2 separate regions of the Mus musculus genome follow, and region 2 is linked to region 1. Evidence: chromatin loops called from intact Hi-C (ENCODE). Cell type or tissue: gastrocnemius. All regions are shown on one strand. Links, peaks and the distances in the headings refer to the core of each region. The heading gives the core; the rest is flanking DNA.

Evidence for each region. Hi-C counts contacts between places; a loop is a spot of excess contacts. Peaks named below come from ENCODE experiments on the same cell type or tissue, not always from the same donor. Only the 100,000 strongest peaks of a DNase experiment are listed, where the experiment ranks them.
Region 2: a loop joins it to region 1, with 4 times the contacts of the local background. A loop is called at or near these places in 2 of 42 quality-filtered maps.

What each region holds. Positions count from the first base shown.
Region 1 is chr11:29,510,502-29,521,311 of GRCm38, reverse strand. Prorsd1 (prolyl-tRNA synthetase domain containing 1) reads left to right here and starts at 6,279. Exons shown (of 2, transcript NM_026465.3): 1 at 6,279-6,395; 2 at 7,636-9,555. The coding sequence starts at 6,312. The coding sequence ends at 8,061. It also overlaps a transcript of Ccdc88a not described here. In gastrocnemius, for the core only: no CTCF peak of the experiment used is centred there; a DNase peak (open chromatin) is centred at 6,234; H3K4me3 peaks cover 1,834 bases; H3K27ac peaks cover 1,286 bases.
Region 2 is chr11:29,168,326-29,179,135 of GRCm38, reverse strand. Ppp4r3b (protein phosphatase 4 regulatory subunit 3B) reads right to left here and starts at 6,160. Exons shown (of 16, transcript NM_134034.3): 1 at 5,689-6,160; 2 at 4,408-4,463. The coding sequence starts at 5,830. In gastrocnemius, for the core only: a CTCF peak has its summit at 5,591; DNase peaks (open chromatin) are centred at 5,731, 6,269 and 6,937; H3K4me3 peaks cover 3,872 bases; H3K27ac peaks cover 3,042 bases.

The DNA of each region.
Region 1 (10,810 bases), core at 1,561-9,560:
AGAACAGCCTGTGTTCCTAACTCCTGAACCACCTCTCCAGCCCCCCAGTTTGTTTTCCTAGTGCAGTCTGCTATACATTTTTTGAAGCAAAATTACACTACCCATACTCAAAATATCCTTAAATATTTAAGGATATTAATTCAAAATATCCTTTAATGATTGACAACATAGATTCATTAGGAAATTTTCAATTTATTTTACAGGCTCTTTTGCCAGTAGATGTTTCTCCTGCTTTCCCCAAGTGATGTATAGGATCTTTTGTGCCTAGTTTTAGCTCTGTCTCCACTCACTAGCCCTTCTACTAGACATCCATTGATAATGCCACAGGACACACTGCCTTTTATACCTTCCCCTCAGCTAGACCCATGGCAAACTTTATGACATCATCTTCCCCTAATTACTTCCCAGTCAGGGTTCCCAAAAAATTCTGATAGTATAACTAGACACATGTTCTTTAATCCATACTTATTATTTCAGTCTCTCTCTGTGTGTGCGCGCGCGTGTGCATGTGCATGCACACATATGCCAGCCAGCCAGCCAGCTTTTAAGATTTTGAGAGCAGAAAAAATACATTTTACGTGCACACAACTTACTTACCAGAGTACACTGAAAAACATCTGAAAAGAAATAGATAACAGCAAGCATTGAAAACTAGTTCTGTCTGACTTGCTGTCTGCGTTAGGACAGTTTTCAACCTACCTTTCTCAGAACTGCCCTTTATTTCATTTTGTACTCAGGATTAAGACCTTTCACCTAATACAAACAACGAAGTCTATTCTCTGGGTGTCTATAAACATCACACCTTTTCGTGCCTTTGATTTCCTTTGGCAGGTAGGGCTAGACCTGTAGTTTTTCTTTTACCAAAAACAGACAATAGGGTCCTTTGATTCTTGAACCCCTTCAGTGCTCATTTCCACAAACTGTCCTTACTGCCATTTTCCACAAAATGTCCTTACAGTTACATTACCAAGTCTCCCTTAACGTCATCTTGTGGAAATGCTACAAACTTAGTCTTTTTTTTTTCCCCCTTTAAAAACAATTTCTTAGCTTTTACTTTTCAGATAATCATGCCTGGGCAAATATTTCCTCAAGTTCATGCTAGATACTTTTCAGTTCAACTACTTCATGTTTACTTCATTGTAAAGTTCATATTGAATTTGACTTGAAGACAAAGAGCCTTAAGTACAGTGTTTCTTTGTACTAAGTGCAGTTCTCACACAAATGTGTGTTGAGGTATAATGATAATGTTTGGATGATGATGTAGTTATTTCAACACACACAGTTTAAGTTAGTTCTATTTCATAATATAAACCTTTGGTGGTAAAACTCTGATACAAAATACTTGGCATCCAATTACAGATAGAATAAAGTTAAGAAGTCATTATTATAGACTAAATGATTAAAGTAGTAGTTCAGGCAGGGTAAAGGATTTCAGAAACTAAACTGATGGATAGATGTGTTGAGGGAGGCACTCTGAGATTACATAGCTGATGGATGGCCAGATTGACCACAGTTTAAGCATTTTGCATTTGTGACTCCTTTTCACCCAAGAGATTTCAATATGACAGGTATACAAATCAACATAAAACAGGTATACAAATCAATACTTACTGATAATAAATTTTAATACTTTGATATGCACATATTTTATTAATGAAGAATGAAAAGTTATGTATCAATACAATAGATGTACTTTATGTTTACATATGGGATTGAATTTGTAGGAATAATTGATCCTGCAGGAGTTGGAGAATCTTCAGTGTTTTTCAGAGTTGATCAATATTTTGGTTTATTTTGTGATTATCAATACTAAGACTATCACTTTGCTGCCATATATGGGTTAGGAATGCAGGTCCTCTGCAAGTACAGCAAGTACTCTCTTAACCAATGAGCCATCATTCCAGTTCTGAATTAAACATTGTGGTGGTTTGAAGATGCTTGGCCCAGGGAATTGCACTATTAGGAGGTATGGCCTTGTTGGAGGAAGTGTGTCATTGTAAGGATGCTTTGAGAGACCTTTTTCCTAACTGTCTGGAAGCCAGTCTTCTGTTTATCTTCAGAACAAGTTGTAGAACTCTCAGCTTCTCCAGCACCATGCCTGCCTAGATGCTGCCATGCTCCCACCTTGATGATGAGAGTTGCCTTAGTCATGGCATCTCTTCACAGCAGTGAAACCCTAACTAACACAAATATCCTTAATTGTTTTTTAAGTTTTGAGACAGGCTCTCACGCTGTTGTCATGGCTAGCCTGGAATTCTGTGTAGGCTGGCCTCTAACTCACAGACCTATATCTACCTCTGCCTCCTAAGTGCTAGGATCATAGGTATGTGCCATCATGCTCAGAAAATAAAACAGATGTTTATTGCTGGAGGTTAAATTTCTAAACTTAGACCAGGAGAACTTAAAAAAAAATCACATTTGGCTACATGAGAAATTTCTGTAGATAAAAATCAATCTAAAAATAAGAGAAAAAAGTGAGAGGAAGGAGGGAGGAAAGTAAACAAAGCCAGGAGCCGCTCCTCTCTTACTTTTTTTTCTCTCTTATATTTCGATTAGATTTTTATTTAAATTAGTAGTTTTCAACCTGTAGGTTAAAACACCTCTGACAAACTATATTTCCCAAAATATTTACACCATGACTCATAACTAGAAAAATTACAGTTATAAAGTAGTAATGAAATTAATTATTTTTTCGAAAAATGTTTATTTATACACTGTACACTATAGCTGTCTTCAGACACTCCAGAAAACAGCATCAGATTTGGTTACGGATGGTTGTGAGCCACCATGTGGTTGCTGGGATTTGAACTCAGGGCCTTTGGAAGAGCAGTCATTGCTCTTAACCACTGAGCCATCTCACCAGCCTGAAATTAATTAATTTATTATTTTAATTTTTTATGTTTTTGGTTTTTCGAGACAGGGTTTCTCTGTATAGCCCTGGCTGTCCTGGAACTCACTCTGTAGACCAGGCTGGCCTCAAACTCAGAAATCCACCTGCCTCTGCCTCCCGAGTGCTGGGATTAAAGACGTGTGCCACCTCCGCCCGGCGATGAAATTAATTTTATGGTTGGAGGTCACTACAACATGAGGAACTGTATTAAGTGTTGCAGCATTAGGAAGGCTGAGAACCATTGGTCTAATATGAACCAAAAATATGAACAAAATTAGCTCAAAATGGGAGGAGGGGAATAATAATCATGAGAAAACTGTCATGGTATTTGCTAACTAGAAAAATGAACAGCTCAAAGACCATTAAAGCGGTAGGCATGGTGGACACGTATCTTTAGTCCCAGCGCTTGGGGGCTGAATTACACAGATCTCTGGGAGTTCCAGGCCCGTTTGGGCTATAGTGAAACACTGTCTCAAACCAAACCAAAACAAAATGCCGTCCTCAAACCAAACCAAAATGTTAAGCCTTTGTTAATTTTTTCAAACACACCCACACACACCCAGAAAATCCATATTAAACAATATGCATTTGACCAAAAGTTGTCTCCTAAAAATCCTGTCAAGAATGTAATTAAAGTTTGGGTAAGCAAGATGGCTCAGTGGGTAAAGGCACTTGCAGTCAAGCCTTGTGCTCTGAGCTTGATTCTGGAACCTCATCAGTTAAAAGGAAGAACAGATTCCCACAAGTTGCCTTCACACACATACAGAGAGAAGTGTTGGTGGGCACTAGGTTAATTTACTCATTGCTGATAAATTTAGAGTAGTTATTTTCATAAACTATTTAGAATATGAAGATTGGTATTCCAATATGGAAGTGGCTAAAAATTGTGATTGAGGGTGGGGAACTCAGTTGGTAAAATGCTTGAGACTACTGGTTCCATTCTCTGCAACCAATAAACAAATGATTATTATCCAGCTACATAAAATATTTATTAAAGTAGGAAATAGGTTAGCAATAGGAAAATGTTCATCAGTTAAAAAAAAACAGGATACAAAATTGTCTCTGTATGAGGCTTCAATTGTTTAATGAACACGTTGACATTCAAAACAATGAAAAAATGAATGCAGAAATAGGGAGGGCTCCTGTGGTCACGATGGTGGCAGTGTTCAAGATGAGCTAGATACCAGTCTGTGGCCCACAAGACCATTCATTGCTGAAACAATAAAAAAGAATAGAAAGAAAATCACAGTGCTGATTCTAGACCACCAACCAGAGTACACATGGAGGGACCCATGGCTCCAGCTGCACATGTAGCAGAGGATGGCCTTGTTGGGCATCAATGGGAGAGGCCCTTGGTCCTGTGAAGGCTCGATGCCCTAGTATAGGGGAATGCCAGGGTGGGGAGGTGGGAGTGGGTGGGGCAACACCCTTATAGAAGCAGGGGGTGGGGGATAGGATAGGAGGTGGGTGGGGGAACCGGGAAAGGGGATAACATTTGAAATGTAAATAAAGAAAATATCCAAAAAAAAAAAAAAAAAGAGTTTAAAATAAAAGAGATTTTAAAGGGGCTGGAGAGATGGCTCTATGTTTAAGAGCACTGTTTGATCTTCCAGAGGACCTGGGTTTGCACCCATATGGTAGTAGTTCATGACCATATTTAATTCCAGTTCTAGGGGATCCTACCCTCTTTTGGTCTCCAAAGGTGGTACAAACACACACAGGCAAAAAGATTAAACAACAACAACAACAACAAAAAGGTTAAGGGGGCTGGAGAGATGGCTCAGTGGTTAAGAGCACTGGATTTTCTTCTAGAGGACCTGGGTTCAATTCCCAGCACCCACAGGGCAGTTCACAAGTGTCTGTAACTCCAGTTCCAGAGGATCTGGAACCCTTGCACAGACATGCAGGCAGAAAACCAATGCACATAAAAAAATGTTTGTTTGTTTTCGAGACAGGGTTTCTCTGTGTAGCTCTGGCTGTCCTGGAACTCACTTTGTAGACCAGGCTGGCCTTGAACTCAGAAATCCACCTGCCTCTGCCTCCCAAGTGCTGGGATTAAAGGCATACGCCACCACCGCCGGGCAATAAATCATTTTTAAAAAAAGGTTAAACTAAAAAGTTTTAAAATTTTGAAATCCTGAGTTCAGAGTGAAACTGTAAACACAACTCTGACTTACTCTTTTGTAGTTTCTTCCAATACTGAGTAAATCATAGGCTGGAACAAATCCCTGTTTTCCAGTCTGCCCTCCTTCTTCTACTGCACAGGCAGAGAAAGCTCCTGGCTAATGTGGTGTGTTTATGGTAACTCACCCAAGAGTGTCTGCTTAGGGGCTCAGTTTTTGACCATGTATGGACACTATCCCAGCTCCTAGCTAGCACGGCATCATTCCTTGCCAAAACTCTGTGAAACCCTCTTAAGACCAGATGAGTGACTTCACTGACTTCCACATGTGAGATTGATGAGCCCGCCCAAAAGCTGCCTCCTAGTAAACCTGCCTTTATCTACATGTAATATGTTCTAATCTGGCTCTATTTGTGTCACCGAGGGAGAGAAAAAGCATACCATCTGTGTCTTAAGAGGGGTTCTTTTTCAGATCTTCACTCCCAAATAAATACAATTAATTTATATTAAACATCTCTGAGTGTATCAGTGTTTCATGTTGCATGTGAGCCTTAATTTCAAAGTTTAAGTGAAATACTAATGTGGAATTTGAACCTTATTCAAAGTAAGTGGTCCCACCATGGTTGCAAATTCCAGGCCATAAGTATCATAACGACCACTGTAATTCGTCGCAGTACTGTTTTCTTCCTTTCTTTTCTTTTTTCTTTTTTTTCGAGACAGGGTTTCTCTGTATAGCCCTTGCTGTCCTGGAACTCACTCTGTAGACCAGGCTGGCCTCGAACTCAGAAATCCGCCTGCCTCTGCCTCCCAAGTGCTGGGTTAAAGGAGTGCGCCACCACACCCGCAGTACCGTTTTCTAATATCATAATATGCGGGAGTGATGGCTGGTCTTCCAGAGGACCGAGTTCGGTTCCTAGCACCTACATGACTCACCATCACTCCAGTTCTAGTAAATTGAACACCTTCTTTCAGCCTCCTCAGGCACTGCTCACACGTGGTGCACAACCATGCAAGCCGGTAACTAACGCCCATAACACATAAAATTTAAAAGAACGGAAAGACGGAAGTCACAAGCTACAGTTGTTGAGGCATGAAGCCACATTGCCGCGGCCGAGCAATGGAACCCGGAGCTTTCCGACCCCGGCACTGGAGGCTCAGGTGGTTGGGGGTGTGGCTAAGCGCTCTCGGCGGCCCAAAGATGGGTCAGGCCACAGAGCCATGCCAGGGCGGAGCAAGCAGCCATCACCACGCCCCCGAAGCCGTGGCACTTCCGGTAAGCCTGCCCACGTAGAGGGGAAAATGGCAGGCTCGGAGCTGCGGGCTGAGTTAGAACAGAGGCTCGGCGCCCTCGCCATTCGCACGGAGGTCGTGGAGCATCCCGAGGTGAGACTGCGGCCCCAGGAAGGCAGAGGGTCTTCGGGCGAGTGTTTATTGGGTCCAAGCAGAGGCTTATAAGTTTATTTAAAACTGCGGCAACCGTGAGGAAACTTGTCCTGGGATGACTGACGTGACTTAAAAGCCGGTTGGATAGCTGATACGTTATGTAGATAACTAAGGAACAAGGCACTACATAAGTGGCAACCCTATAGAATCGCCTAGGCTGTATCTGGTACCAAAGGCACAGCAGGCCATTGAGGTGGCTTGGTTTTTTACTTCTTTGGACAGTCGTTACCACTGCAGCACGGCAAGGATCATTTCCCAAATAATTACAAAAAGTATATAACCCCTGAGTCTGGAGAATTGTTTTCGCGGTTAAGAGCACGTACTTCTCTTGCAGATGACACGAATTTATTTCAGCACTCACACTGAGAGCTGTTTAAAACTACAGTTCCTCTTTTGGCCCGCTCCCGCTTGTGCCACAAACAAAAGTACGTACCTTAATTTTAACATGACCTACACTGGAGATGTACAATTTTTGTGGAAACTATTATGAGGGTTGGTAAGGCTTGCACGACACATTTTATGATAGAAAACACCTGTCTTAATATTTACTATTTCCCATTTTTACAAAGGTCACATTCTGTGTACATTCCCAGCCTCCAAATACTTTAAGGCCCTGGAGTACTGGTACTTGTAACATTAAAAAAATGTTCTTTATGTACTAACCTGGGGTCTTATGTTCTTCATCGATGCCCTTGTAGTGAATGTCTGGGACTCTGGAGATAAATATTAAGGACTGTCATCAAATTTTACGCCAAAGTTCAAAAGTTATAAGCGTCTCAGGCACCTGATGGCTTTGTTAGCCACTGGGATAGAAAACTGGCCCAACAAAAACTGAGGTCTTGAGGTCTGCAACTGTGATGATTAAGGCTCCCCCTGAACCCCAACCAGGATTTTGCTGCACTCTTGAATTCTTGATCTCGGCCTCAGCTCTAAGTACCAGTACTCCAGGTACCAGGCCTTTAAAGTATTTGGAGGCTGAGGTTTTTAGTTCAGAGATATTGTGCCTGCCTAGCAAGCATAGCACTCTGGGTCCTATCCTCAGCACCAAAAGGCCCAACCCCTATCAAAACATTTATAACGAATACCAGTTAAATTCAGAGCATCCACCATGAAAAATATGTACAACCGTGGATATGTATGTGTGCAATTTACAGTGTTTTTTCTTTTGCATATTTTGCAGGTGTTTACAATTGAAGAAATGATGCCTCATATTCAACATCTGAAAGGAGCACATAGTAAGAACTTATTTCTTAAAGACAAAAAGAAGAAAAACTATTGGTTAGTCACAGTTCTTCATGATAGACAAATCAATTTAAATGATCTTGGCAAGCAGTTAGGAGTTGGGAGTGGAAATCTTCGGTTTGCTGATGAAACAGCCATGCTAGAAAAACTGAAAGTTGGTCAAGGCTGTGCCACACCTTTGTCACTCTTCTGCGATGATGGAGATGTTAAATTTGTCTTGGATTCAGCTTTTCTGGAAGGTGGACATGAGAAAGTGTACTTTCACCCAATGACTAATGCTGCAACAATGGGGTTAAGTCCTGAAGACTTTCTCATATTTGTGAAGGCTACAGGACATGATCCCATAATTCTAAACTTTGATTAAAAAATGATTGGGAGGGCTGGAGAGATGGCTCAGCGGTTAAGAGCACTGACTGCACTTGCAGAGATCCTGAGTTCAATTCCCAGCAACCACATGGTGGCTCACAACCATCTGTAACGGATCTGATGCCCTCTTCTGGTGTGTCTGAAGATAGCTACAGTATACTCCTATACAATAAATAAATAAATAAATAAATCTTAAAAAAAAAAAAAGATTGGGAGCCAGGTGTGGTGGCATATGCTATTTGCCTAGCACTTTAGGCAGAGCAGGCTGATCTCTGAGTTCTAGGCCAGCTAACATCTAATAGTCAGCTGCTATGTCAAACAAAAGTCAATTTGGTTAATATTCATAATAAACTCATTCTGACAGCTGTTTTTATTTCTTGTGTCTTTAATTTGGAGACTATTATTTACCTTAAAGATATTTATGTGTATGAGCATTTTGTCTGCATGTAATGGTACAGTCAGGTACCATTACAACTGGCTTATTAAATTCAATGTAGAAAAACTAGAAGTAGAAAATTGTTTCCACTAAAGTATTAAATTTATATCTTAAAACTCGGCTGCAAAATATAGCATCAGAACTGGTTCAGATGACAGAGAGGCAGTTCCCTTTGTCCTCTACCCTAACTTACTATCCTATTTTATGATAAATTTATTCATCTTTGTTATGGTGAGTCCTGGTTGGGAACTTGATTTGATCCAGAACAAAATACTCCCCTGAGCAGATCTGTGAGGACATTTCTAGGCAGGACTAAATGAGGAAGACTCCACAGTGGGCAGAATTTTGACAGCAGCTTGGATGAAGTTCCAGGAAAGAGCTGTGTTGCTTTTGTGCCTTCATTGCTTCTTGCTGGTGAGTCCTACTGCTGCTACTACCATCCTTTATTGACACATGCCCACACAGCCTGAAGACCAGAGGCTCTTCAAGAATCCTCCAGGCACACTGAACCTACTAGGTTCTCAGAATCTCCAACATGTAAAAGAGACATTGTTCCAAATACCCTAGGTTATATTCCTTTAGAAAATGTTAATATAATTTCCTTTCAATTATGGCAGCTGAAGTATTAAATCTAGGAACAATTTAGTCAACTCTTTATTCATTGAGGATCTGACATAGGCTAGAATATAGAAATTGCTCTTGCCATTATCTCCATTCCAGTTAACTAGGATATTTCTAAAAGAACTGTATTTTCCTGTTCAAGCTTTGAGAAATACTTTTCATCTAGTAGAGAAACTAATTTGTACCAACTTGTGTTACTGAAAGGCAAAATGAAACTAATGATTGCCTTTGCCCCAGAGGTTCCATGCTTGTTTTACCTGCTCTGCACTCAATCTCTAACATAAACAAGTAGTTCTAAGTTCTTATGAACATAAAACGAAGGACCTGAATCAGAATTTGTAGACCTTGGATATCATGTTGATAGTGAAAACAGGCTCCAGAAGAATGATATGGTAAGATGCCTCGAGTTACTAAGTAAAAATAAAAGACTGAATGAATTTTTTGGGGTTTATTTTTGTTTTGCCTACATGTAGATCTGTAACCTGTGTCCATTGCCCATGGAGGCCAGGAGAAGGCACTAGCTACCCTGGAGCTAGAGGTTACAGACAGTCATGAACTGCAGCATGGACAGTGCTGGAGATGGAACCTGGCTCCTCTGAAAGAGCAGCCAGTGCTGAACCACCGAACCAATACTCCAGCCCCACAAAGACAACAATTTTTGCAGCCTATCACATTCTTAGGAGTTTTAATTCCCGAAGTTCCAGTAACCTGTGGTTAAATGAACCAAAATTATTACATGAGAAATTCCAAAATTCATAAGCTTTAAACGACATGCCTGTTTCAGTAGCAGGAGATGTTATCACTGAATGACTGTCTGGCATATCCATAGCATATATTCTACCTACCTGTTGGTCACTTAGTCCCCGTGGTTACCAAACTTGTGGCAGTGAATGTGGTGTCTCAGCACTGGTGTTCAGACAACCCCTATCGACTAGCTTAATATATTTCCTCTATCACTGCACTCAGTTCATCACCTAGTTATTTTATCTCACATCACAAGAAGAATGCATAGAGCACAAGAAGAAGTACTGAGAAAGGAGCTGGGACTACAGCTAAGTAAAGTGCCAGCGTACCACGCTTAAGGCCCTGAGTAAAATCTCCAGTAGTACCCCCTTCCTACCACCCCCGAAACAACAAACTATTGTTATAGTTCTATTTTATTATTAGCTACCATTGTTATTATCACTGTATCTACTTTATAATTTAAGCTTTCTCTTAGTAAACATACTTAAACTTATTTTAGGATTGACAGAACTGACTCTCTACCCAAACATCTTAATGACCAAAATGATTAGGATAAAGTCTATGAAGCCCCAAAACAGTTCTCCAGGGAAAAAGTAACACTTGGCCAACATACAATTTTAAAATGACTGTAACAATTTGTTAAAAAATTACCTTTTGTTTTTATTTCTTTTTATATCAGTTAGTCCAACATAAATACTTTTAAGGAGAATTAAAGAAAAAGAAAGTGACTATAAAAACCATCTCAAACAATGGTATCTTGTCGTGCATGGACTCCTGTGACAGACATCAGGTGCCACCGAGGAAAGTTGTTTTGTTATTCAACTCTACCTCCCTTATTAGCATTAATTTTAAAGGAAATGTTACAGCTTTTTATATTATTTGATTTGGTATTTAATAACAGCTGTGAGTACAATGGCAAACATTGAAAACAAAACTAGTAGAAATA
Region 2 (10,810 bases), core at 1,081-9,080, 340 kb after region 1:
TAAATGAGGATCTACTTTCCAAATCAAACCTTACCACCAGCTCTAGATGTTTAATGTTAAGACTTCATTTATTTCACCCACTTTCAAGCTTAAATAAAACAAACAAACAAACAAACATGGGGGCGGGGAAGACTCAGAATAGCATATGGAATGCTATTTATTATGTGTGCTTAAGAAATGGAGAGTGAGGGCTGGTGAGATGGCTCAGTGGGTAAGAGCACCTGACTGCTCTTCCAAAGGTCCGAAGTTCAAATCCCAGCAACCACATGGTGGCTCACAACCATCCATAATGAGATCTGACTCCCTCTTCTGGAGTGTCTGAAGACAGCTACAGTGTATTTACATAAAATAAAAATAAATAAATCCAAAAAAAAAAAAGAAATGGAGCGTGAGTCTACATACTTAGTGTGAGATGATGACCTGTAAGAAAACAGAAAGGTGATGTGCACACTGGCCCACACTTTTAACTGTATCACTTAGGAGGCAGAGACAGGCCCATCTTTGTGAGTTTGAGGACAGCTTAGTCTACATAGTAAGTTCCAGGATTGCCACAGCTAAATTGTGAGACCCTGTTTCAAAAAACCCAGCCAACCAAAAATAATAAAAACAAAGAAAATGGTAATAAGGGTGACTGTTAGTAATACAAACCACATGGACTAGAGGTAGGAGAGACTTCAATAAATACTTTTGAATTACCCATGCCAACACATGCACATTAAAAAAAAAAAAAAAAAAGCTTTATTTTGATAATCAAGCCTCAAACCAAAAGCTCAATGTAAGCCTACTCAACTTCATGCACTTTCTGGAAAGAACTATTACTTTCTTGGCCCCAAACACTAGACAGTAATAGCAATAGTTACAGTCATAGTAACAGTACTACTAGTAGTAATAATACAAACAGGACAGCAGCCTCTGATTTCTTCTTTGATGTTTTATCATTTACCATGTCCTCTAGCAACTTCTTGAAAACATATCAGAGTTACATTTCTTCAAGTCTATCACAATTATTACAAGAGTTTCCCACTTTTGTTCCTCCATGTTCCTCTCATCTAGTATTCATGATATTATCATACTGGTTTGCTTAAAGGCAGTATCATTTTCATCATTTTGGGTCTCCAACAAGAATTTATAATGGCACACTTTTGTTTGGTGCTTTCTCCTATCTCTAATTTTCTACTGCCCACACCTGTGGAAGACAAGTTTTCTGTTTATAATATTTTGTGTTGAAATATTCCTGCTTTGCATTTTCATTCATACCCTTTCTGGACCTCAGCTGCCTCCACAGGAAATACTTTCATGCACTTTCAGTAAGATCTAGGCTTATTGAAACAATTTTCACTAGCTATCTTATCATTCTACTATTGTTTCACTGAAGTGAGGACTTATCTTTTAAACCCAGGAAAACATAACTATGTTAAATAGGCTAAGTTCTCTCTACCCCTATGATTTTGACTTTTGATTTACTCAAAAATGGTAGGACTGACTTTAAGTTACTTAACCATGTATCAGACACTGTTTCACGCTGTACTGGATAATCATTTTCTTTTCTTCCCAATGTGTTTCCTTAAATACTTAAATGTACTGAGAACGTATACTTCCTTCCCATCTCTCACCCTTTCCAGAACTAGACATGGGGGGGAAGTACAGTAAATTACTGATAACCTTCGACAATTCAGTTACTTGATACTTAATTGCACTTATTCTAATATATTTTGGGAGAGAAAAACCCATCTATTCTGAGCAGACAATTTAGCAGTCATTTTAGGACTGAAACTGTGACTATTACTCTCAATCTATTCAACATATTTTAATTTAGTAAAGTATTCTATAAATAAGCCATCCACTCACATTTTAATTTAAAAATCCATCTATTAATGATATACTTCTTTTAATTTTGGAAATAACTTTCTAGCATGATCTAAAATCTCAAATGTTGACAAATGCTGATGTGATAATTCTAATAAACATAAAAATAATGTTGTATTCAAGAATTCTAACTTGTGTGACTTAGTAAAAACTGCAAATTGAACACGACTTTGGTTAAAATAGGAAAAAAAAAACCCTATATATTACAAAGAAATTAAACTTAAAACTTTAAATGGCTCTGACTTCCACTAGAAAGGTCCTCTCAATTTAAGTAAACGTCAAGTAAATAAAAGAGGTGACTCTAGACAGTATTCACAGCATGCTTTTCCCTATTCCCCTCATGTATGTGTAATCTATAAAGATATGTAGCCCTGAACTTTAACTTAGATGTGACCAGTTGCAGAAAACATTTTCAGATGCCATAAATCTTTAAAATATATTTTTCCAATGTTTTGTACACTTAGTGTTTGTGTGTGTTTATGTGTGTGTATATATATGTATATGTATGTATGTGTGTGGTATATATATATATATATATACACACACACCAAATTTATCCAGAACTAGTTCATCTTCCTTCCCCTCTCCCTCTCTCTCTCTGAGACAGGGTTTCTCAATATAGCCTTGCCTATCCTGGAACTCAGAGATCCACCTAACCTCTGACTCCTGAGTCCTGGGATTAAAGGGGTGCACACCCACTGCCTGGCTTCGAACTAGTTTTTTAGAAAGTATCATTATACATGAAAGTATGCTTTAAAATTTTTAAGTATTTGAAGAACCACTGTATATCTTTAAAGTGTTGGAGTACTGTTTTACAAATAAGCCTCTGTACCATATGGTCTTTTCAATAGGAATAGTAGCTAAAATATCACAACACATCGAGAAAAGTTATTTTAACTAAATGTGTAGCTAATTGCTCATGAATATGCATCCACACTTACAAATGTCTTCATCATCATTTATATTCAGAGGTAGGAGATAAAAATGTCAAAATATTATTTCTTCACAACAAGCAAAGACTCCCAAGTCAACACAAACACAGAGTACCTAACTGCCTAGTTGAATTAGAAATTAAATTTATTTAAATGTCCTTAAATATATCTGAGATACAGAGAAACACTCAAAAGTTTAAGGCAAATGTTTTAATTGAATTCTTCACCAAAAAGATAGACACATATAAAAATTTTCCAAGAAAAAAAAAAAAAAAACTCACCAGTTGAATACTAAAATATATTGAAGAACTAAGAATGTATTGCATGCATCAACAATTTACATTAATATTTTTACCATTAATAAGCTTTACAAAAGATGTAATTTTATCTCTTCTGTGAAGTGTTTATAGAATCCAAATTCTCATAGACTTTGAAAAAAAGATAGACCTGATGCTATAAATACAAACCTAAAATGTCTTTCCTTTCCAAAGCCTGTCATAGTGACTTTATTTACAAAACACATCACACTACACCCACACAAAAATCAAAGGACTCACAGTTATATATATTAAAATTATAATACAGTATTTTAAAAAACTCCCTATGTTAACACAAATAAATCTTCAAAGAAGTGTGAAAACACAAATTTTAGAATACATGTAAAGTATGTTATCAATAGTATATTGTAAAAAGTTTAAAAACACAAAGACTACATATCATTTATGACTATATACATATGCAAGAAGGGTATAAAAAGCATATATACAGAATACAGAGCAATTTCATAATAGGGTTACCATAGGGAGAATAGAGAATAGACAAAATGAGGTAGATACAAAGGAGATTTTACCTCTATCCATGTTAAACATTACAAAAGGTTGAAAAAATATATTATGTTAATATTGTTAAATCTGATGGTGTTATTATATAATGGAGTCCACTATATTATTCTCTAAACTATTTAATATTGTTAGTATTTCATAATAAAAATGAAAACATCCACAGATGACGTCATGTTAACTAATTAGAAATACTAAAACAGATTTCCTTTCCCAAAGTGACAATAAATATTAACAGAAAATGCTGCATAATTACCGATGTGTATATTTATTAAGTACCCATTTATTATTTTAAAATATGCATACAATTAGAAGCAGACTTAAATACTACTTAAAAAATTCTTCTCCTTGGTCAAAGGATTTAACTTCATACCACAAACAGGCTCTCCTTGCTTTAAAAACATCTCTTTGAATTATTTCTTAATGGTAGTAAGTGAACACTCTGAATTTTCTTTTAAGCCATTTCTTTCAAATGTGACTTAGAACAAAAGGTTTAGTGCATATAGAACAGACCTGGCTTACTTTAAAGATCAAAGAATACATTGTATTGCAATACAAACAGTGGCTCAATTAAAAACCAACATTAAATCACCAATATAAAAACTGCTTTTCAGTCTGAAACTCTCAAACTGAAGGAAAATATATATGGTTCCTAATTTTAGTTACCAAACTTTTTTTCTTGTCTGGAAAATATTCCCATCTTTGTCACATAAATAATACATCCTGGATCACAGATGAAGTTTTCAAATTAAAGATAAACAACTACTTGCCTGCTGTTTCTGATATGCAGTGTTTGGATTTATCTTTGACTCTAAGAGTAGCGATCCTGAAAGAGTAAAAAAAAAAAAAGTCTGAAATTATAAAACCTTCAGTAGCACACATCTAGTAAGCATTTCATGTCTTCTCACCAGATGAACATCTGAAGCTACAAATGTATTTTAATTCATATTTTCTAAATAAAGACTACATGGTTAACTTAGACTGTTTCATCCTACCTCCATATGTCCTCAGAAGGAAGGAAATGTGAAATCAATATTCAGACTATGAGGTAACTAAAACCTTTAAGGTCTAATTGACCATTTGAAGACTAAACTTTAACAAAAGCTGTTTCACTGAATTTCCTGTCTAACAAAACAAATTACAAGGACCCCAGAGAGACTTACCATACAAATGATATTTATCCTTTTCCTTTGACAAACCCTCCTCTTCATAATGTAGAAATAAATGCCTCTTAACTCCTAATGAGGGACTCTGCACTAGTACAACATTTGCCCAAAATGATCTAAGATTGCTATTCTTTTATTTCTTGAATGCATTAGCTGTTCCAGTTGGGCAGCTCTTGAGTATATATAAGTAGTAGCTTTTTTATTATGGCTGTCAGTTTTTAATATTAAAATGGTTTCTATGAATTCTGCAATCAACAAATACAACTTCACAGTCCGCTTTAGTTTTCTAACTTGCCGAGATTGTGGAACCCACTTTTTCACTCCCTACAACGGCAGCCTTGGAGGGATCAATCAATAAATATGTACGTGCTTGTGTGTTTCGTGGCAACAGTCTGTAGTAACTCCAAGAGAAAGTCCGTTTTAGTTTTCCCCAGCACCTGGCGATTGGAACAACTGAAACTTGTTTTTAAGGCAGAGTTTCTCTAAACCTTTTATGCTACATAGGTACAACCGACAGGACTGTACCTAAAGCGGCTCGGGAGTCGGGGGTCATCTCATGGGCGATATTCCTACCTGGTCTTCTACTGACTTCCCACTCATACATTCTAAACCTCAACTACCGGGTTGGGATGGGGGGGTGGGGGGGGGGGGAGAAGGAGTCAAATCCTCAATAGGGATGGAGGCGGAGAACTGCGAGTTCACGTCTGACAGAGAGTAAATCCAGGCCCAGCAGTTTGTTTTTATCGTAAAGAAGGGCAGGCTCAAGACCAATGCGCTGTCCCTAGTGGTGCTAGTCAGAATACAGTACCGGAGCGCAGCGCTTAACCCTCAGGTTGTGCCGCAACCGATGCACTATCCCCTACCCCACCGTTCCAATACCCTTACCGTCGGACTCGGCACGAACCAGCAGCGACATCCCCTTGAGCTCCTCTACGTAAGTGGAGGAGACGTGCCCGGTGCCTCGGTCGTCCCATTGCCGGTCTTCGTTAAGGGTATAGACCTTCACTCGCCTCCGTGTATCCGACATGGTGGCTTCTGGCCCCACCGTTCCAGCCGCCACCTCCTCGCTCACCTCGCCGGTATCCCTCACTCTTGAGAGCCGGTAGTGGCGGCAGCGGCGGTGGTGGCAGCGACTCTGGAGAGGCCCGAGTTTACCATGGCTCTAAAGGTTTAGCCGCGAGAAGGGGTGACCAGAGCCACCGAGAGCCCTCCGCTCGTGGTCTCCGCTACCCCTCCCTTCACCGCGGCGCACAACCACTCTCCCTTCCTTTTGCGTCCCGGAGCTCGCTCGCTCTCCCGCTGCCGCCGCCCGCCGCGGTTACTACTACAGATCCGCCATCTTGTAACCCGACTCTCTGCCTTTCTCTTCCTCTTCCAGCAGGTTCGTACGGGCTGCCCTAGCAGGGGCTACGGCGGCCGACGAGCCCAACGCACAGTACCTTTACCTCCGAACACACTTCCGGAGAGTCAGACCTCGGCGATCTCGCGAGGAGTGCGCCGCCGAGGTGAGCCGGCCAAGGAGGGACTTCCTCCTCTTTCGGCCCCGCTTCCTGATTCGGGAATCTCAGTTGGGCGGGGAAGTCCCGCGAGCTTTTCTACCTGCGCCGGGAGGAAGCGTGTGTAGAAGGTTGCCTTGGCGATGGAGTTGCCGAGTTGTTCTTCGGGATTTGTAGGGCTGATGTTGGTCATGTGGCGGGTTGTCAACTCTGGACTTGCTCTCAGCAGAACAGAGCCAGGCTGAGAAGTCCGAATGCGTGCACAGGACTAGAGTGAAGCCAAGTGTAGGGACTCAGGCTGACAGCCCGAAAAGGACTGAGACGGGGTGAGGGTGTTCGAGTCATTCGTGAAGACGATGGGAGGTCGAGCCTTCACCCACTAAAATCCGTTATAGAATCTGCGAGGCTTCTGCCGGGAAGGTGTTCCATGGCCACGATGAGCAGTGGGCGATCTAATGTTCCACAAACGCGTTGACAGTTCCTATTTCCCGCCGAAGCGTTCTTCCGTTAGCCGGGTACCACGGACCATTAAAAGGTTCAGAGAGACCGGCGGCAGCGACGAGGCAAGCACAGGCGTACAGCCTCACAATCCTCGGGGAGCTCTCAGCTTCATGTGCCGCAAGAACGGTTTCCAGCGTGAAGTTAACGTCGCTCAGAGCGTGACGCTCGCCCGAAGGCATCCGCTCCCAGCGTAGTTCTGCCGCCTCTCCGTTCTCTTATATGGTCCCTCAACTCTTGGCTCTAACCTGAAAGGTGAACACGGGGCAGGTGCACATGTTGATCCCGCGGTGTATTTCGGGAGTTGTAGTCATCACCATGCTTGTCAAAGTGTGCTTATGATTTGACGAGGTTAGGCGGCAACTCATGTTTAAAAGGGTGTCTTATGTACATAGTCGCTTGATTGAAAAGGATTTCAAAATTTGAACTATCATTGCGATTCTTTAAATGTATGAGGGACCAAGAAAATTAGCCTGGTCTGCTGTCATTTGCCTGTAACGACTGCATATGGAAATTGCAGCCTATGGTATGTAACAGGATTCTGCCTATGATAAAAGGACGTGAATCACTATACATAAGTCCCTGATAATCTGTGACTGATATGGACAAAATGTACTTTGAACCAGGGAAAATATGACTTGTTTGGGGAAGGCCATAGAAAGCTTTCCAGAGTCAGTGTTTTAGCCCAATGTTAGAGGACACCCAAGGATTTGTCTAAGCATCCTTTTCATTGCCCACTCTAAAGGAGAAAAGAACGTTGGCAAGAGCACTGGATAGATCCTGGAAGCCCACTCAGCCTTTAGGACAGAAATTTCAGGTGCCCAGAGCATTCTCTGTAGAATGTTTTGGTCAGGGTCCATCCAGCTTATGCTGTAGTCTGGAAGCATCACTGTGCCATAGCCATACCTTCCCCCAGAGTCTTTTACAAGGAAACTACAACTCCAAAAGGTTGTAGCCCAAATGAGCCCCTGATGTCCTTGATCTTTACAAGTAATACCTTTATATGTGAAAAAATTAAAATGGCAAAGAACTTCTGCAATGCAAGGTAAGTCTCTTCAGCTCCCGCTTCCCGCTATTCTCCAGAAAACAGTGACTATATCACTCCCCACTAGATCCCCTCTCATTCTCACTGTGTGTGAGGTTAGACTGGGGGCAGTTCCTTGGTGTGTGTCCTATACATTTGTACATTTGATTTAATGCTGCTATCATCATCTAAAAATGTTAAGTAATTTTTGAACATTGTTTTCTTTCCACTAGGTTTTATGCTGTATTTTGTTTTAGAAATAGTTTAGCATGTGCAAATGTGTGTGTAAATATACTGTAGTTGTCTTTTGATGATTTAAATGACTGTTTCCAGGACTCAAATCCATCCCAATATCTGTATGATGAAGTCTTTCATATAAAATGGCATATGTTTTGCTTATAACCTATAAGGTCCTGCAGAATAATTTGTATCATTTTTGGATTATATTACTATAATACTTTATATAGTTATATTACAATACAAATGCCACACATTTTTAAAAAAGATTTTTATTGCGTGTGTTTTTGTATGTGTGTGGTTACCAGAAGGTTTTGGATGCTCTAGAACCAGAGTTATAGTTGTGAATAGCCAGATGGGTTCTCCACCAGAATTCTTTAACTGCTGAAACATCTCATCACTGCCATAGAAGCTTTTAAAAAATGAGATTTATTCATTTGGTGAAGGGAGGGGCTGTGCTACAACATAGTGTAGAAGTCAGTCCTAGAAGTCAAAGTCAGGTTGTCAGTCTTGGCGGCAAGCACATTAGAACCCTTTCTCCTACCTGACACAGGTATTTTTGCAGGAGGAAAAAAAATGCAGAAAACAAAAAACAAAAAACCCTCCCTTAAGCCATATGAGTTTGGTAGAATTCATGTATATAATATGTATGTATGTATGTATATTGTTACCACTTTCAGTTCTCTGATGACCTTCTCTGAGAATGATTGTGTGTGTGTGTGTGTGTGTGTGTGTGTGTGTGTGTGTGTGTGTGTATTTATAGAAAGGCTTACAGCCTATGGTCTAGCTAGTCCAATGGCTCTCTATGAATGGAAGGTCCAAGAATCTAGTAATTTAGTCTATGAGGCTGTATGTCTCTATGACTCTGTTGGTCTTCAGTATATGGCAGAATCTGAAGAAGTAGGCTCCAGTGAAGGAATGGACTTGCCAGTGAGATCAAGAGTAGGAACAAGTAAAGAGAGCAAACTTCCTTCTTCCATGTCCTTTACATAAGCTGCCAGGCAAGGTGTGGCCCAAATTAAAGGTGATCTTCCCACTTCAAATAATTTCATTAAGGAAAAAAAAATCCCTGTGTACCCAGGTTACTGTCTTAGTTGGAGTTTTATTGCTGTGAAGAAACACGAACACCACAACAATAATTGGGGAAAACATTCATTGGGGCTGGCTTACAGCTTAGAAGTTCAGTCTATTATCAACATGGCAGAAGCCTGGCAGCACACAAGTATACATGGTGCTGGAAAGGTAGCTGAGTGTTCTACATCTTGATTCACAGGCAGCAGGGAGAGAGAATGTGCCACTGGGCCTAGGTTGGGCTTTTGAAACTCCAAAGCCTAACCCCAAGGCCATACATATTCCAACAAGGGCACAAGTCCTACTATTTTCAAATAGTGCCACTTCCTGTTAGCCTATGGGGGCCATTTTCATTCAAAGCAGCACAGGAACCTATCCAATTGCTTGGGTTTTAGTTAATTCCAGATTTAGTCAAGCTGACAACCATGAATGGCCATCACAGGTTGTATACTAAGGCAAGAAAACAAGCAGTAAGATTGTTTTTGCGGAATGGTTTTAGTGTCTGACACAATGTGGCCTCTTTTTGCTGACAATAACCATGTTGCCTGTGCAAAATTTCAGGCACCTAAAAAATATGGAGGAAATAACTAGAGACTGAAATTGAGGTATTTAGGATATTTCAGAGACTAAATCTAGGTCCCAAGTGATAGACTTGAGCTTATTTCTTGCAATTTTAAGGGTAGATATAGGACTTGAGGTACGTGGAGCTCCATTTTATATTTTAAAGATATCTGAATGCTCAGGCTAGTCTTGGCTATGTAACCAAGGCTTTTGTTGGGAAAACCGAAGCCTTAAAATGTGGTTGAGAGCCCCTTAGTGATTTTGGGATTGTAGACTTTTGGACCCTCAGACCTTGTAGATGCAGCTCATGAATCCTTATAAAAGCAAGCACTTTCTTTCCTTTACTACTTATTTATTTTCTCTCTAGCTCTGAAACCATGGTAACTAGGTTTAAATCTATGGGAACTGCTTGGAAGATTACACACCAAAGGACCTAAAATCAGCCAGAATGTTGAGTTGGGAAGTCACATTACACCTGGAATTAGATTTTCAGTGTGCAGCTAAGAGGCTTCGTAGACTTCACTTGCACTCTTTGGGAGCAGGTATTTAACCATAAAATAGACTACAGGCATAGGACAAAGTCATTGCAGGTTTAGCTCTTCAAGGCCTGGAAAAGTTTTGCTGAGAAAAGTGGAAACGAGTTCTCCACATAGCAGCTTGGACTCCTGAGGAAGAGAGCTAGTTCCTCTGATGTGCTCACTTGTGAATCATACTTGTTTTGTTAAGTGGTTTAGGTGGTCATCTCAAAGTGTTTTTGTTTTTCTCTGATACACCTTTTAATTTCATAACCACCAGAAGTGTTGAATAATAGTGGTGCTTGTTTTGTTCCTGACTTTGACATAGTGTTATGTTTCTAATACTTAGCTAATATATATGTATATATATGCATACATATATTTCTAATACTTCTAATATATATAAATATATATATCATGTGCATTCAGGATCCTGCTGAGGGCAGAAGAGGTTGTCGGATCTCTTGGAACTGTAGTTTACTGGTGGTTGATATAAGCTAGCCCTGTAAGCCATCATGTGGGTGCTGGGAACCCAGTCCTAACTGCTGAGCCGTCTCTCCAGCCCATTTCTAATTTTTGACTGATATTTGCCAAATTATGGACAT